Regions from separate parts of the Homo sapiens genome. Here region 1 is linked to region 2. The links are chromatin loops, found by intact Hi-C in ENCODE. Cell type or tissue: PC-9. All regions are shown on one strand. Links, peaks and the distances in the headings refer to the core of each region. The heading gives the core; the rest is flanking DNA.

Region 1 (8,670 bases), core at 367-8,366, 110 kb after region 2:
AAAAGTTAACTGTAAAACAGGCTCAGGCAGGTCCTTTAGGAGTTATCCAGAGGAAGGCATTGTCATCATAGGAGATGACAGCTCCATGCGTGTTATTGCCCCTGAAGACCTTCCGCTGGGACAAGATGTGGAGGTGGAAGACAGCGATACGGATAGTCCTGTCCCTGTCACAGGTAGGCCTAGGCTACTGTGTATGTTTGTGATTTGTTTTTTAACAAAAAAGTTTAAAAAGTTAAAAAAAAATTTAAAAACATAAAAAAGCTTTTAGAACAAGGATATAAAGAAATTATTTTTGTACAGCAGTACAATGTGTTTGTGTTTTAAGCTCACTGATAATACAAAACAAAAAGTTAAAAAACTTAAAAAGTTTATAGAGTTAAAAAAGTTACAGTAAACTAAGGTTAATTTATTATTAAACAAAGAAAATGTTAAAAATAAATTTAGTGTAGCCTAAGTGTACAGTGCTCATGAAGCCTACAGTAGTGTACAGTAATGTCCTAGGCCTTCACATTCACTCACTGACTCACCCAGAGCAACCTCCAGTTCTGCAAGCTGCAGTCATGGTAAGTGACCTATACAGGTGTACCAATTTTTGTCTTTTATACCATATTTTTGCTGTACCTTTTCTATGCTAAATTTAAATAAACAAATTCCATTGTGTTACAGTTGTCTACAGTATTCAGTACAGTAATGTGTTGTACAAATTTGTAGACTAGGAGCAATAAACTATACCGTATATCCTAGCTGTGTAGCTAGGATAGTCGTAGCTGTTGCTGTGTAGATAGCTGTAGCTGTGTAGTAGGCTATACCTTCCAGGTTTGTGAAGTATGTGAAGGATGTTTACACAATGACAAAGTCACCTAACAGTGACATTTCTCAGAGAATATCTTGTTGTAAATGATGCATGAATGTACATACATATATATGTGTGTATATATATATATAATTTGTCTCACAAAATTTTAAGTTTAACTTTATAAAATAGTCATTTTTTCCATGTAATTACAAACTCCTAGTAATCATATTTTAATGGTTGAGTAATAATCCAACTTATTCTTATATCAGTCCTTATAGTAATATTTTTGTGTGTATTTCTGTATTTTTTAGTAGAGACAGGGTTTCACTGTGTTAGCCAGGATGGTCTCAATCTCCTGACCTCGTGATCCACCTGCCTCAGCCTCCCAAAGTGCTGGGATTACAGGCGTGAGCCACCACGCCTGGCCAGTAATTTCTTACTTTCTACCTAATATAAATAATTTAATAATGAGAATCTTTGTGCCAACATCCTCTTCTCTCTTCCTCTTTTCTATGTTTCCCTACTCACAACCATAATGGCAGCTACCAAGCAACTTTCCTAAAACATGTGCCTTGCCTTGATGCAAATCCGCAACATCAGCAAAACAAATTTAAATGCCTTAGCCTGGCATCCAATATACTTCATACGCTGATTCAGTCTACCTTCCAAGTCTCATCTTTGACCTCTCCTGTATTCTAAACTCCAGTCATACTCACAGCTTGGGAAAAGCCACATGCACTTGCAATTCTGCATAACTGTTCATGCCATTCCTTCTACCTAAAATGCTCTTCTCTCCATGCCTATCTGTGAAACTTCTGCCCAATGACCAATCCTCATTCCAAATTTCATTTTCTCTTTCAGCTCTTTCTAACCATATTAAGTTGCTGTGCCTCCTCACTCCTCTGTTTCTCTGAACTCAGACTGTCATGCTTGATTTTATGTTTCATTGTTGTATTTGTGTGTCTGGAACCGTTGGCTCAAAATGTTATTATAGAAGTGAATGAATTGTGTGTGTTTTATATACGTACCTACCACGTTACCTGAGGACAAGGCCTAAGATATATTTATCCATGTTGGCTACAGTGTCTACCAAGGTCCATGCATATATAGGTCCTTAATTTTCAAATAAATTAATCTGTGCTGCTTGGCTTGAGCCCAGGAAACTACAGGAATTTGTAGCTATATAGGCTGAAATTGGAACTACAAGTTCTTGGATTATTGATTATCTAAGGTTGCTAAATTGATGCTATGAAGGACTTCTGAAATATTAGGATATTTACTGAAGTACATAACTATGCTAATGTTACAGACTTCCTAAAACCATGTTATGATGGAACTGTATGGGAACTTTGCAGTCTCTGGATTTGACTATTTAATTTTTTTGATAAGAAAACGGGGCCAGGGAGGTGCCTGATGCCATCAGCCATCACTGTTAGAGCGAGGCATGGGTCGAAAGTCTGTGCTTCTGGTCCAGGGCTCAATTGCTGCAACTTACTGTCTTGATTTTCTCAGGGCAGTCCCTGTTTTGATCCTTTATAATTAAAAGGAAGATCATCTTCAAAAAAACAAAACTTATCTAATCAAATTTAAGTTACCGTTTGTGTCTGGCTTGGGAAAATGGGGCCAATACTCAGAACGTGTAGTTTCTTTTCAATTTAATTGTGATTATTCATGGCTCTTAATTTTGTGTTACTCCTATTAGACTAGGTATTTGCATTTGAAAGCAGGTACCTGATTCTTCGGGACACTTCAAAGGTCAAATTTCACTATTAAGCTACATTTCCCTCAAAATACATGTTTAGGCCAGGTGCGGTGGGTCACGCCTATAATCGCAGCACTATGGGAGGCCAAGGTGGCGGATCACGGATCACGAGGTCAGGAGATCGAGACCATCCTGGCCAACATGGTGAAACCCCTTCTCTACTGAAAATACAAAAATTAGCTAGGTGTGGTGGTGCATGCCTGTAGTCCCAGCTACTCAGGAGGCTGAGGCAGGAGAATCACTTGAACCCGGGAAGTGGAGGTTGCAGTGAGCTGAGATCGCACCACTGCACTCCAGCCTGGGTGACAGAGTGAGACTCCATCTCAAAAAAAAAAAAAAAAAAAAAAAAAAAAAAAAAAAAAAACCATGTTTAGGTGCCAGAAATTCCTTCTAGCTGAGTAATGAATGTTTCTGAGTATTAAATAATCACAGTCACTGGAAGTTAGAAAGGATCTTAAGACTATTGATCTCTGTGATCTTATTTTATATTCAGGGAACTGAATTTTAAAGAGGTAATGGCTTTCTGAAGGCTCCCATAGCAGTCAGGAGCAGGAACAGAAGTCTTTCCAAGATAACACTCAGTTATCATCATCTTTGGGTAAAGTCAGAGGAAAATGAAGGAAGGCTTTGCCCTTATGAGGGTTATATAACAATGTGATAGTTATTGGCCACCTCATTAGTTAACAAGCATAGTAGAGATATTTCCAATGGAAAACAAGCCAGATTCAGACATTGATACGACCTGGATGATTCAAAGATGAGTGTTAAGAGACATCAAGTAGGGTGATGATGGAGATGCAAGCTGTTATTAAAACAACCCCTTGCCTTGTCATGGCCACAGCCTTCAGTCAGTGAGCTCACAGAGGTCTGGCACTTTCTTCCATTTGGTATCTCCAGCATTTGGAACACTGTCTAGCTCACATTAGTGAATGTGTTTCGAATGAATGAAGGGTCTGATGAGAGAGAGGTGACTAAACAAGTATGGCTTTGTAATTAAGAAAAGAAAGGAAGAGAGAGAGAAAAAATAAATAAATAGCAAAAACCAAAACTCAAATATATTTTTGATACTGAGTTATAAACATATAGTGTCTCATTAAGGCTTTGTTAAGTAAATCTGGCTTGGGAAATTGTACTTCAATCACTTAGATATGAAATACGAGGGAAAGATGAGTAAACTACACAGTATTGACCACACAAACAGTGAGTGAGAGACCAGATACAATCTACCCAAAGCTGGACTCCTGGGTATATATTTGCCCAATTATTTATTTATTCATTCATTCATACAACACCTGCATAAGTGCCATTTGGTTCGATACAAAACTGACAAGGTGACTACTTTTAAGGAGCTCACCATGTATCTACTCCAAATATATTCAGCGACTTCCCTCTCCACCCCCACTCTAAATGTGTATGTTCTATAGCATAAAATAAAATGAGAAAATACTAAAAAGACAACATTTTAAGGGAGTTTGATACTATTCTTTATGTGTTGTCAATAGGAATTTAAGGATGCCCACTTAATTCGTGATTTTGTCCCCAGACCTGGGAATTCACAAATGATTCTGGAATTTCCTTCAAACAAGATACCTTTCCTCCAAAGGCATTTGTACATCTCAGGAATGTAGTTAGTGGCAGCTGCTCCCCCCCCCCCCACCCCCGCCACCAACCAGGTCTAATGTCATAAACTCTGCAGGAATCCTGTCTGTGGTTCTGCACATTCAGGACTCGCAATCAGTCCTTACATGGGCAAAAGCTTGTTTGCTCTGCACTTGCATTAACCTCAGATCAGTTAAGCAAACCCAAAAACACAATGGCTTGGGTATAAGATACCATTCTACTTAGAGTGGCCTAAGATTTCTAAAAATGCCCACAGCAAGCAACTCAGGATGACTACCCAAAATGTAGATAGAGTAATAGGGAGATGTGTTCTAGCTAAAATCAACCAATAAACAGAAAACTGGTAACCCATGTCTGATGTTCTAATCCAATGTTGTTGTTGTTTTTATTTCATTGTTCTTGGTGAATTCTATTGAAAAGCAAAGATTCTTTTCAAATTCAAAGAAATTTTATTATATTATACAATGACTGTGTAAAAATTAAGATTATATAGTGAAGCACACTGAGCAGGGATGATAAATAAAATATTTCACTAGAAATGCATTCAACAGTCAGAACAGATACTGACCATAGACAACTGCTATGTTTGTACTGGTGCATATTAATACCAGCCCTGCTTCTGTGCTGAGCTCACTGATTTGTGTTACATGAAAATCACACTATATATCTCTTACAGGTGAAGATCAACACATAAAACATCTAAATTACATTTAATGCCCATTATACAGGTGAATAACAACATCAAACACAAGAATATTTATTCTTTGTCCCAACTTCATCCATTTCATCTTCTCTACTAGACTATTTCTATTAATATAAAAGCATATTGTATATTATGTCTTCCTAGTTAAAAAAACACAAAAAAAAGCCCAAAGCAAAATATTTCCTTTATACTATACTATCCTCTGTCTACTCTGTTCTACTTCTTTTCCTTATAGCAGAATTTCTGGAAATAATTTTTTCACACTCACTGTCTTCCTTTCTCTTTCTTTTACTTGCTCCTGAATCTCCTTTAATTGGGCTTTCCTCCCTCTTCTGAAAATGCTCTCATTAAAGTTACCAGGGTCATGCTCATTGCCAAATCAATGGGCACCTCTCAGACCTCCTCCGTGTGAATGTTTGCAGTATTCAATGCAGTTGCAGTTGGTTTCACTCTCCTTATTGAAGCATTCTTCTTAGCCTTCTTTGCTGAATCCTTCACTTTTCAGTTTTGAATGACATGTACACTCTTGGAGATCTCATCCAACTCCCAGACTTCAGTGACTACTTCTACAGAAACCTCCCCAACAGGGAGGCCTTCCTTGACCACGCACCCTGCAGTAGCAACCATTGCCTGTCTTTAGTCTCTTGCTCTGATTTGTTTTTCTTCATAGCACTTATTACTACCTACTGTTCTATGATCTATCTAGCTTATCTCTATTGTTTGCCTATTGTCTGTCTCCTCTGCCAGAATACAGCTCCAGAGGATAGAAACTATCTTGTTTACTGATGTTATTTTAATACCTGAAAAAAGTGCCTGTCCCAGAGTATGGACTCACTAAATACTTGCTGAGTAAATAAATGAATGTTCACAAATGGGGACTAAAAGGCTAACAAGCAAGATCTTTTTCACGCTATGTAAATTTATGAAAAGTGACCTTATTTTAATTTGCAATGGCAAATTATGGAAGGGCTTGGTCAGGTCTGCCATGGGTCAAATCCAGCCATGCTTGCTTGCTTGCTTGCTTGCTTGCTTGCTTGCTTGCTTGCTTGCTTGCTTTTTCTTTCCTTCCTTCCTTCCTTCCTTCCTTCCTTCCTTCCTTCCTTCCTTCCTTCCTTCCTTCTTTCTTTTCTTTTCTTTTCTTTTCTTTTTTTTTTGAGACAGCGTTTCACTCTGTCGCCCAGGCTGGCGTGCAGTGGTGCGATCTCAGCTCATTGCAACCTCTGCCTCCCAGGTTCGAGCGATTGTCCTGCCTCAGCCTCCGGAATAGCTGGGACTACAGGAGCATGCCACCATGCCTGGCTAAATTTTTGTATTTTTAGTAGAGACAGGGTTTCACCATGTTGGCCAGGCTGGTCTCTAACTCCTGACCTCAAGTTATCCACCCACCTCAGCCTCTCAAAGTGCTGGGATTACAGGTATGAGCCACCGTGCCTGGCCTACACATTTCTTTTACATATTGTCTGTGACTGCTTTCCCATTGCAGTGACACAATAGAGTAGTAAAGGCAGAGATAATGTATGGCCCACAAAGCCAAAAATACTTACTACCTGGGACTTTCCAGAAAAAGTTTGTTGGCCCCTGGTTTATTATACACATTAGGTAGGCAGTAAAATGTAAAGGTTAAGAGTATAGCTCTGGAGCCAGATGTCCTAGGTTCAAATGCCATTTCCTCCTTTGCCCTGCTGCAGCCTTAGTTAAGTCACCTCTCCTCATTCTGTCTCAGTTTTCTCAACCATTAAATGGAGATAACACCAATACTAACCACACTGGGTGGTTGTGAAGATAAAATGAGTTAATACTTGTGAAATACTTAAAATCTTCCAGAAATATACTCATGAATATTACTGTATGGTGAGAAAGTAATTGAAACTGGTTTGAAAGAATTGAGGGCAGGTATATCAAAGTGTAGCTATGTGCATTTAATTTATCCTGACAGACATATTACAAACGACTAAGTTCATTTCCCTCCTTCACTGGTTCATTCTGTTGGATCTTGGGTTAGTTGGTATGAACAGATACATTTTCCTTCTGTTGCAGATGGAAAAATTTACACGTAGACTGTGTTTTTCCTTAACTAATTTTTGCGGGATACATACAAAAAGCAAATAATCGGTGTGTCATCTACTGTCTGTTTTGATGGAATTTGGGAAAAAACTCAGCTGAAATCAGACAGACAGGCACTGTGTGGGAGTCTCTATGACGATTTGTCTGGTGGTCCCCTTTTCACTGGATTTTACCCTGTTAGGTGGACAGTGTCAAAGGCATCCTAGGATGACTCCCCAAGCATCCTCGTAAATTTCCTCCTCTGGTCTTGGTCTTCACACTTGGAATCTCTGGTGTGATTTGTCCTGTCTGCTCTTCAGTGTCCAGGTCAAGTTCTTCCTCTTCTGGGATGGCTTCCAGTGAGCTCTCCATTCTGTCAATGCCTGTGACCCATTCACTTGTCCCCTAGCTGAAGGCACTTGTTAACTTTTTAATTTTTAATCTTCTAAAAAACATCCTATTTTCACTAACTAGAGTTCTATTTGATTGAGGTAAGGGATTGAACCTTCCTCCTTGGTATGCTCAGCACGTAAGAAGAGTGCCCTACACAAAGCATCTGCTTGGAATTGGCTACCATCGATCTATCAATGGAAATTCTTTTTTTGTTTGTTTGTTTTTGAGACATAGTCTCACTCTGTCGCCCAGGGTGGAGTACAGTGGCATCATCATAGCTCACGGCCCTCATGAACTACTGGCCTCAAGGGATCCTCTAAAAGTGCTTGGTTTAACAGGCATGAACCACTATGCCCAGCTAATTGACAGTAGTTCTTAATGTGGTTTCTGGGGTGCAGCACCTGCCAATGTCTTCTGCCTCCTGCATCTTGTTCTCACGTTCTGTGCTCTGGCTATCACGCTCCAACCTTCCATGCTCACGTCCTCCTCATGCTAGTCCCTATGTCTGAATTGCCCTCTCCTCATCTTCACATTGTCAACTGCCAGTCATCTTTCAGATATGAGTTCAACAGTCACTGCTTCAAGGAAGCTTCTGGAACAGGTTTTCTCACTGTAGACCAAGACCATGTTGGGGCCTCTCCTCAGACTGCTCTGCCTTTTCCTTCATGGTACCATCATATCCATAGTTATAGACTGAATTTTTATGTGGTTATCTGGTGAATGTCTATCTCTTCTACTAGAGTGAGCTCTCCATGATGAAGAACAACGTTTGCTTAAATGACATTTTATCTCCAAGATCTAGTGTAGTGATTGACTCATAGTTTTTGAATGAATGAGCAGTGAGTAGCTGACAAAGATAAGGGGATTATTACACTCTTGCATAGTGGGAAAATGTATTCCATAAAATTTTGCTGACTCTCTTCCATGTGCCAGTGCTGCGCTGGGTGTTGGGGATGCAGCACAGAACAAAGTAGGGGTGGGAAGAGGTGAGATGCAAATGCACAACTTTCCACTTTATATCTGTGCTTAGTCCAGTGGACAGCGAGGGTTTCTCTCTTAGTGAGCCTGGCTTGGCTTCCCAGGTGTAGAGAAAGCAACTATTTTGTCTAGAATTTTCTGTCATGGTTTCCCAATATGGTCATTAGTGAGAAGGTATTAAGTCTGCAAAACTGAGGCTTTATACCAGGTACCCCTCAAAGTCACTATGGCCAATTAAGAGCTTTTTATGCAAGAAGGACATTTTCTAATTGGCTTATATCTTTCTTCTCTCCACATTCCAATCCATCTAATATTAAACACCAGCAATTGTGCTGCTTTTTCTATTATCCATACTTTACTAATTATTTGCCCTCA
Region 2 (8,670 bases), core at 375-8,374:
GCCTGCTCTCGGGGTCAGTGGTGGGAAAGAGAAGAAAAAAAATGAAAGCATTGTTTTGCACATGGCTGGACATCTGTATTTCTGAATTGCCCTGTTGTGTGTATGATGCAACTGCTGGAGCTGTTTTGCTGAATGTGAACTTTGTCAACCGACTGGAGTCTAAATTGGTTTTGGATCCCTCTGAAATCTAAATGGTCAGACCATATTTTTCTAATATTCAGCTGGATTGTATCTTTGCTCTGAAGTGGAGCTGACTTCGTATGTGTTCACAGTGGCAGCAGGGGTTGCTTCTCTGTTTTCCTGGTCTGTGTTGTTTGTTTTCCCAAGACTGCTGCTTACCTTGTCCATTGTCTATACTCAGGAGACCAGGAAGGTAACTCCCTATGGAACTGTGGCCACTGGGACTTCAAGGATCGTTAACTCTAGTGTTATTGTTAGGAAGAGAGCAGACTGTTTTTCAGAAATGAAACAGGTGAAGCACCAAGAATAGCTAACCTACTAGGTGCACTGGTACCATGGCAAAGACTTGGACTTGGACTTGGGATATCCAAGCACTTAGGTTCTTTGTTGGGAGCTTTGACAGTCAAGGCTGATGTTTCTGTTTGGTAGCTGTAGTGCAGAGGTTCTCAACTTCACTATGTATCAGAATCACCTGGGGAGCACTTAACATATTACTTATATTACTCAGGCCAGAGTCCAACTCCAGAAATTCTGACTCCGTTGGTCTGGAGTGGGACTTTGCATCTTTAGTTTTAGAAAGTTTCCCGGCTGGGCACGGTGGCTCACGCCTGTAATCCCAGCACTTTGGGAGACTGAGGTGGGCGGATCACCTGAGGTCAGGAGTTCAAGACCAGCCTGATCACCATGGACAAACCCCATCTCTACTAAAAATACAAAAAATTAGCTAGGAGTGGTGGCACATGCCTGTAATCCCAGCTACTCGGGAGGCTGAGGTAGGAGAATCGCTTGAATCTGGGAGGCGGAGGTTGTGGTGAGCTGAGATCGCGCCACTGCACTCCACCCTGGGCAAAAAGAGCAAAGCTCCGTCTCAAAAAAAAGTTTCCCAGGAGATTCTAATGTGCAACTGGAGTTGAGAACCTGTATTTTGGAGGCTTACAAAGCTTTTAATAAAACTGTGTGGCTGTGTCTAGATATCCATGTTAGGTTTTGAGTGAATTTCTGCATGAAGAAAAGACATCTATTTGGGTGGTGATGTTGATGGTTGGGGCAGTGGATCCTGTCTTTTATAACAATATGATTAGTAATAATAATATGACTAATATGATTAGTAATATGATTAGTAATAATATGACTAATATGATTAGTAATATGATTAGTTATAATATGATTATATTACTAATCATATTGTTAATAATACTAACTATCAGTTATGGAATAGTTATATTAGGCTCTGGGCTAATCTCCATATTAGCACTATATATAAACACTATTATTATTCTAAATTTTATAAATAAGGAAACTGAGGTGTAGTAACATCACGTGTAATTTCCTCACGATCACACAGCTGTCTGACTCCAAAGCTCATCCTATTCATCACTCCTCCAAGATGATTAATTTCCATTTAAATAAGGAAAATGTGGATTAAAGAATGAGAAGTCTAAAAAGGAGAATCCTCTGAGTGAGAACCATATGCATCTGTATGTGTCAGGGCATCATTCTCTTCTGATAAAAGGAAAAAAAAGACAAGTCTGGATGTGTTTCTTTTTTTCTCTTAAATGCAGTATTTTTTTCCTAAGAACCTGTGAAAGTTCAAGGCAGGCAGTAGAACCCAAGGGCTTGCATACTGGTATTGGAATTAAGCAGTGGCCTCTGAGCTTAGCTCATGCATGCTCTTCATGTTCCTCATTAGAAGAATGAAAATAGCTTCTTATGTGAATCTATATGGAGGATGAGTGTGTGCTTACAGTTATTTTCTTGTCTAGGCTGGGTAATAATTAGAGTGGGCAATATAAACTCCAGTGTTTTCATTTTGTTCCCTGAATAGGACAACTGTTTTGTTGTTGCTTTTGTTGTTGGCAGATTTGTAAATCAGAGTACATACTTCTTACTTAAAGGACTGTGTTAATTCTCTAATGCCTGTTAAAAGATTAGAATAGTACCAGCACCTATCAATAAGCAGGATCCTGGAAATTCCATAGCCAGTTCCTGATAGGCCCCATACTTATGAAGGAATGTTACATTGAGGCATCCAATAAATATTTATTAAATGAGAGAGTGAATGAATTTTTGCACATATGTACCATAACAGAAATAGCACCCCACGTATTGCTAAGGACTTCTTGGGAAAGGAGAGTGATTTTAGTCAATTGCTATGCTCCCAGTTTCTCCACGGGGCCCCCGTGGTCTGCTGACCAACTCCTAATTGCCTACCAGAAGCAGTTCTCTGTACACTAAACATAGCAATATTAGTAGGCTTTTAAAAAATCTTATCATCACAAGCTTCCGTTTATATCTCTCAGCCTTGATGAAAGGAAGCTGACTTTTGCTTTACTCTAAGTAGCATTCTTCATATTACAAGTTAGAAAAAGTTCTGTTGTCCCCAGGGCACATAAGGAACAGGAGAGAAGTTGCTTGCCAGCCCATGTGAAAGATGAGAAGCCCAACTTGGATTCATTCATGTCCCCTGCTACAGGGACACCTGGATGAGACCCTGCTCCCTCTGTGAGTTCAAACTGCTGTCACTGGAGTTATAAAGGGACATTTAGGCTTGTGTTCTTGGGTCTGTAGCCAGACAGCACAAGTATTTTTAGGGCTCTTTTTGTCTCAATCTGATTTCTGCTTGAAACTTTAACACATGCAGGCTTCACTGAAATACTTTTAAACTACTCTCTGGGCAGTGTAGGAGGGGTTGGATTAGTACTACAGCCTTTAAACAGTTCAAAAAAAGATTTTTTTTTATTGCTAAATATCCAACAGGCTGAACGGAGGAAATTCAAGTCTAACCCTGGAGGGACCCCTGTTTAGTCATCTGTCTAGACAGACGAGTTCATATAATGGGCCTCTATGTTTCTTTTGCTTTGTATAACAGACGGTGGTCCCTTCCTTTAAACTTTGTGAAGATGTCAACCTTTGGTTTTTTTTATCCCAACCTGCTGTTGATAAGCCAAGAAAGTGACTCACACATGAGCCAACAATAACTCTTGAGTGTGACAATTAGTCTTACAATTGAGTAGCAAGAAAATATAGGATTTGCATACAGGGGACCTGGGTAAAATCCTGACTGTGTAACATCGAGAAAGTCAGTTACCCTTTCTGAACTTTTTTTTTTTTCCTAAAATGAGAGTTAATTAAAAAAAAAAAACCCAACATTATTTCTTAATGGTTCTTCAAAAGAAGAAATTATCTAACACAGAAAAATGTTTTTCACATGGTAGAGGCTGAGTAAATTGTCATTCATTCAATCAATCATTTTAAGGTGATCATTGAAGACTTTAGCATTTTTGCTTTCTTATTCTGAAAACCATAGAAAAACTAGAAATTCTAGCCCATATTTTAAATCTCATGTCAGCATACATTGAGAACAGCGAGTGCTTTTTTTTCAGTCTAGAAAAGAAGAAAAGTGGTACCAATTTCTGTGAGAGGAAGATAATATTGGAGATAGTATTTTAAAATACGGGATATTGAGGGAGGAGGGAGAGCATCAGGAGGAATAGCTAATGGATGCTGGCCTTAATACCTAGGTGATGGGATGATCTGTGCAACAAACCACCATGGCACGTTTACCTATGTAACAAACCTTCACATCCTGCATATGTACCCCTGAACTTAAGAAGTTGAAGAAAAAATATGGGATATCTATAATTTATATTCATAAGTTGAATGTATAGAATCAAAGGGAGGATTGGTGGTTGCCAGGGGCTGTAGCGAAGGGGAAATGAGGAGTTACTAATAAATGGGCCTAAAGTTTCAGTTGAGCAAGATGAATAAGATCTAGAGAGCTGCTGCACAACGTCGTACCCACAGTCAACAATAATAGATTGCACACTTAAAAATGTGGTAAGTGCGTACATCTCCCGTTAAGTGTTCTTACACAATAGAATTTAAAATATTGTTAGAAGTGAATAAGGCAGAATGACATTCTTTATCTTGTTAGGAGGGCTGGAAGCTCAGACCTTGCATGAAAGGACAATGTGTGTTAGTAATGATTTCTACAACCAGGCGGAACATCAGCCACCTCAATTCCTTGTCATTTCACTTTAAGCTCTGCCTGGATGGTTCCTGAAAACCATGACCTACAAAATTTTGTTTTATTCTATTTAATTCAGTTATAATTCACCAAGCATATACTGCCTTAAGAATTTGGTGCCTGAATTATGCAGATGAATAAAAAATGAGATAGGTAGGGATGAGTCCCTCTTGGAAGAGGCATCACCAACAGCTCAGAGAGTACTAGGACCATACAACCTAGGTTTAAGTGGAGGCCTTACTGTTTCCAGTTCCATAGCACCGGGCAAGTTCCCTCTTTAAGCCTCAGTTTCTTATCCCCCACCTAAGTGGGATGAATCCAGATGTGTACCTGACAGCTGATGTGCTCCCAGTAGCTAGTAACATTGCTTTTGCTGTTATGCTTATTCTTTTTATTGTTATTACTATATTATCCCTGCCCTCAAGTAGCTTATAGCCTATTTGTGGAGACCCATTTGTACACACTACCCTGCACAAAGCAGAAAAATTAAAAAACTGCTGAATGACATTTACAAGCAAAGTTCAATCCAAACACATAGGAAGATGGTTGGTTAATGAAACCAGCTTTGTTTGTTTTGAGACACGGTCTTGCTCTGTTGCCCAGGCTGGAGTGCAGTGGTGTAATGATAGCTCACTGCAGCCTTGACCTCCTGGGCTCAAGTGACTCTCCCACCTCAGCCTAGGAGGTTAGCTGGGACTACAGATGATGCCACCACACCTGGCTAATTTAAAAAAAAAAATTTTTATAGAGATGAGGTCTCACTTTGTTGCCCGGGCTGGTCTCAGACTCCTGGGCTCAAGGGATCCTCCTAAAGTGCTGGGATTACAGGCGTGAGCCACTGTGCCCAGCTGAAACCAACTTTTAGGAGAAGCAGTCCCTACCATGCCTAGAACAACGTGTATTTCTTAAGTGCTTAGCCACAGCCTTAAAGTGAAAGGGAAATAGAAAAATCAGCCTCCTCTTTAGCTGGTACAGGACAGAAGCAAAACATAGATATCTATGTTGATAGCATAACTTTTCACATTTTGTAGTATAGTTCATGACATTCTCAGACACTGAAATTCCATTGGAACCCAGTGCTTTACGTGGCTTTGAATATGGTATGTGTGAGTCATGTCTCTTTCAATACAACTGCAATCAATAAAAACCCCAGTAAAATGTGGTTAACCACAAGGGCATCCCTCCCCACCAGCTCCACCCCCAAATCAGCACTATGATTCATTCAATGTAGTCCTCCTCCCCCTAATGTATTTTACATTGGGAGATACTTATGCTTCCTCAGCACAAAAATCAGAAATCCTACTCTTCTGCTGGTCGCCTGCCCCTATGTTGTGCCGTCTTGCCCCACCCCCGACCCCTGGGAAGTCCAGTCGTGGCCTATACCCTGGGTAGCTGTGGCTGGGGAGAAACTCTGCCCAGTTTCATGCAGAAGCAGGACAGATGCTTCCAAAGGATGCAGTCTGAGGTCCCAGAAGACCTTACTGAGAAAAAAGTCTTTTCTTCTTTCTTACTAATATAACCCCAGCATCCATCTTCCTGTGTCTTCCTTAAATTGAATCCTGAGATGAGGCTTCCCATTTGCCACCACCTCCTTCGTTTTAATTCATTACATATATTATAGTGTGTTTGTTTGTTTGTTTGTTTGTTTGTTTGTTTTTGATACAGAGCCTTGCTCTGTTTCCCAGGCTGGAGTGCAGTGGTGCCATCTTGGCTCACTGCAACCGCCGCCTCCCGGGTTCAAGCAATTCTCCTGCCTTAGTCTCCTGAGTAGCTGGGATTACAGGCCCCTGTCACTATGCCTGGCTAATTTTGGATTTATTTATTTATTTATTTATTTATTTATTTATTTATTTAAGATGGAGTCTTGCTCTGTCGCACCAGGCACTCTATGAGTGCAATGGTGCGATCTTAGCTCACTGCAACCTCCGCCTCCCGGGTTCATGTGATTCTCCTGCCTCAGCCTCTCGAGTAGTTGGGATTACAGGCGCCCGCCACTGCGCCCAGGTAATTTTTGCATTTTTAGTAGAGACGGGGTTTCGCCATGTTGGCCAGGCTGGTTTCGAAGTCCTGACCTCAGGTGATCCGCCCGCCTCGGCCTCCCAAAGTGCTGGGATTACAGGCGTGAGCTACTGCACCCGGCCATTTTTTGGGTATTTTTAGTAGAGACGAGGTTTCACCATGTTGGCCAGGCTAGTCTCGAACTTCTGACCTCAAGTGCTCCTCCCCCCTCGGCCTCCCAAAGTGCTGGGATTATAGATGTGAGCCACCGTGCCCAGCCTGTTCATTTTGCTGTTGAGACAGAGTCTCACTCTGCCACCCAGTCTGGGGTGCAGGGACCATAGCTCACTGCAGCCTGGAACTCCTGGCCCCAAAGGATCCTTCCGCCTCAACCTCCTAGAGCGCTGGGATCACAGGGGTGCTACACCACACCCGGCCTGTTTTTTTTTTCTTATACAGAAGGGACCTGAGGAAACAATATGCATTGTGAGTGCACACCAGAGGGATAGAGAAAGGCAGACAAGGAAAGGAGAGGAAAGGCGGGTAATGGAAGAAGAGGTGTGGCAAGGGCAGCAGCCTTCACATTGCTTCCTCGCTGGGTCTGTGGCTATTACCCTCCTGAGCAGCACCTTCTCAGGCCAGCTCGGTCTAGAAAGCTGTCTGCCAGCAGATTCTAGTTGTCATCCCAGCAGTCCTTAAAACATGACCTGCCACCCACAAGGGAAATCTGGTCTCATTAGTACCTTTAATTATAAAAGCAGACCGAGAACACATGGTACATTTTCTTTCTTTCTTTCTTTTTTTTTTTTCTTTTTTAGAGACGGAGTCTCACTCTGTCACCCAGGCTGGAGTGCAGTGGTGCGATCTCGGCTCACTGCAAGCTCCGCCTCCCGGGTTCACGCCATTCTCCTGCCTCAGCCTCCTGAGTAGCTGGGACTACAGGCGCCCGCCACCACACCTGGCTAATTTTTTTGTATTTTTAGTAGAGACAGGGTTTCACCGTGGTTCGCCAGGATGGCCTCGATCTCCTGACCTCATGATCCACCCGCCTTGGCCTCCCAAAGTGCTGGGATTACAGGCGTGAGCCACCGTGCCCGGCCAGTACCTTTTCTTTATTTTTTAATTTTATTTCTTTTTCTTTCTTTCTTTCTTTCTTTTTTTTTTTTTTACTTCTGCGAGCCTGGAACATCTTTTCTTTAATTTGATGCTGTCTTTCTTCCTCTCTAATGCTCAAATCTAGCTTTCATATTTTTTCTCAAGGTTGTCATTTGACAGGAGGTTTTATTTAAAAGTTCTGAGGTTAAATACCTGGAAGATAAGATGAAGCCAGTTGAAAACAGTGTCCTTTTTCTGTTCTCATGCCTGAGAGAAGTTCAGTCAGTCCTGATTTTTCAATCGGGGTAGACCAAAGTTTAAGTCAGCTGGCTGTGATACAATCTTATTTTACCATTTTCTTTCACATGCTTTTAGTTAATGGAGGAAGCTGGGTCTTAAAATATCCAATTGCATTTAACTTCTTTTACTTACTTAAGGAACCAGTTACCCTTTGATAAGTACCTATGTCTAGTTCCTTTTATCCACAGTTGGTATTTAGTCAATAATAACAATAACAACAATAATAATACCGATGCGGTGCTTCATATACTCCAGGCACTCTTCTAAACACTTTTAGAGACATCGATATTCATTTGATCCTGGCAATAATAGGTATTATTACTCTCTTTGTTTCACATGTGAGGAAACCAAGGCAGAGAGAGATTAAATAACTTGCCCAAGCTGTGAGATAGTAGAGCTGAGACATTTACCTATCAAAGTCGCTGCCATCGTCAGCACTCACTCGCATTCATTGGAAGCTCAAGTCGGTGACCAATCATGTGTCCCTAAAGCAGCAGTACAGTGTAATGATTAAGGGCACAAACTCTGGAATGAAAATGGCCTAGGTTTGTGTGTTTGGGGACGGACATTCCACTCTAGAAGTAGATTCCACCTGGCCTAAAATGTGTAAATCACTGTGCTATCACACCAAGTTAGAAACTCACATGGTGCACACACATGCTAAGCTCCTTACAGTCTGAAACTGGCAACAGTAATCAGCATGCAAAGTTCTCTTTAGATGGCCTGTTTTTTTTTTCCTAGCTAACCCCTTTGATTAGCAAATAGTACAAATGTTTATAGAGTTGGAAGATTTTTAATATCTTTATTTGAATTGCACAAAGCAGCCAAATGTAGTTTGGCCCTAGGCTGCAGAGTATATGTGTCCGGGTGCCAAGAAGCAACTGCACTCCGCCTGGGATGCCAAGCATTCCAGACCTGTTACCTTGTAAGTGTAATATTTACCAGATTTTTGCTTCATCTGGAGATGAAGAGCAGAGATGAATAGAGTGGGGGTGGGTCAGGCTGCTGGGAAGGGAGCTCAGTGTTGAGAGGAATCCCTGAATGAGTAGGTAGCTGGGAAGGGAACAGAG

The links. Hi-C counts contacts between places; a loop is a spot of excess contacts. Peaks named below come from ENCODE experiments on the same cell type or tissue, not always from the same donor. Only the 100,000 strongest peaks of a DNase experiment are listed, where the experiment ranks them.
Region 1: a loop joins it to region 2, with 8 times the contacts of the local background. A loop is called at or near these places in 12 of 110 quality-filtered maps.

What each region holds. Positions count from the first base shown.
Region 1 is chr1:218,484,916-218,493,585 of GRCh38, forward strand. No RefSeq gene overlaps it. Among named protein-coding and RNA genes, the nearest start is that of LINC02869, 21 kb to the right of the region's middle. In PC-9, for the core only: no CTCF peak of the experiment used is centred there; DNase peaks (open chromatin) are centred at 816, 2,996, 4,336 and 8,136; H3K27ac peaks cover 4,160 bases.
Region 2 is chr1:218,372,129-218,380,798 of GRCh38, forward strand. All of the region lies in intron 1 of TGFB2 (transforming growth factor beta 2), which reads left to right. Among named protein-coding and RNA genes, the nearest start is that of TGFB2-AS1, 31 kb to the left of the region's middle. In PC-9, for the core only: no CTCF peak of the experiment used is centred there; DNase peaks (open chromatin) are centred at 2,543, 3,123, 4,853 and 5,293; H3K4me3 peaks cover 957 bases; H3K27ac peaks cover 4,791 bases.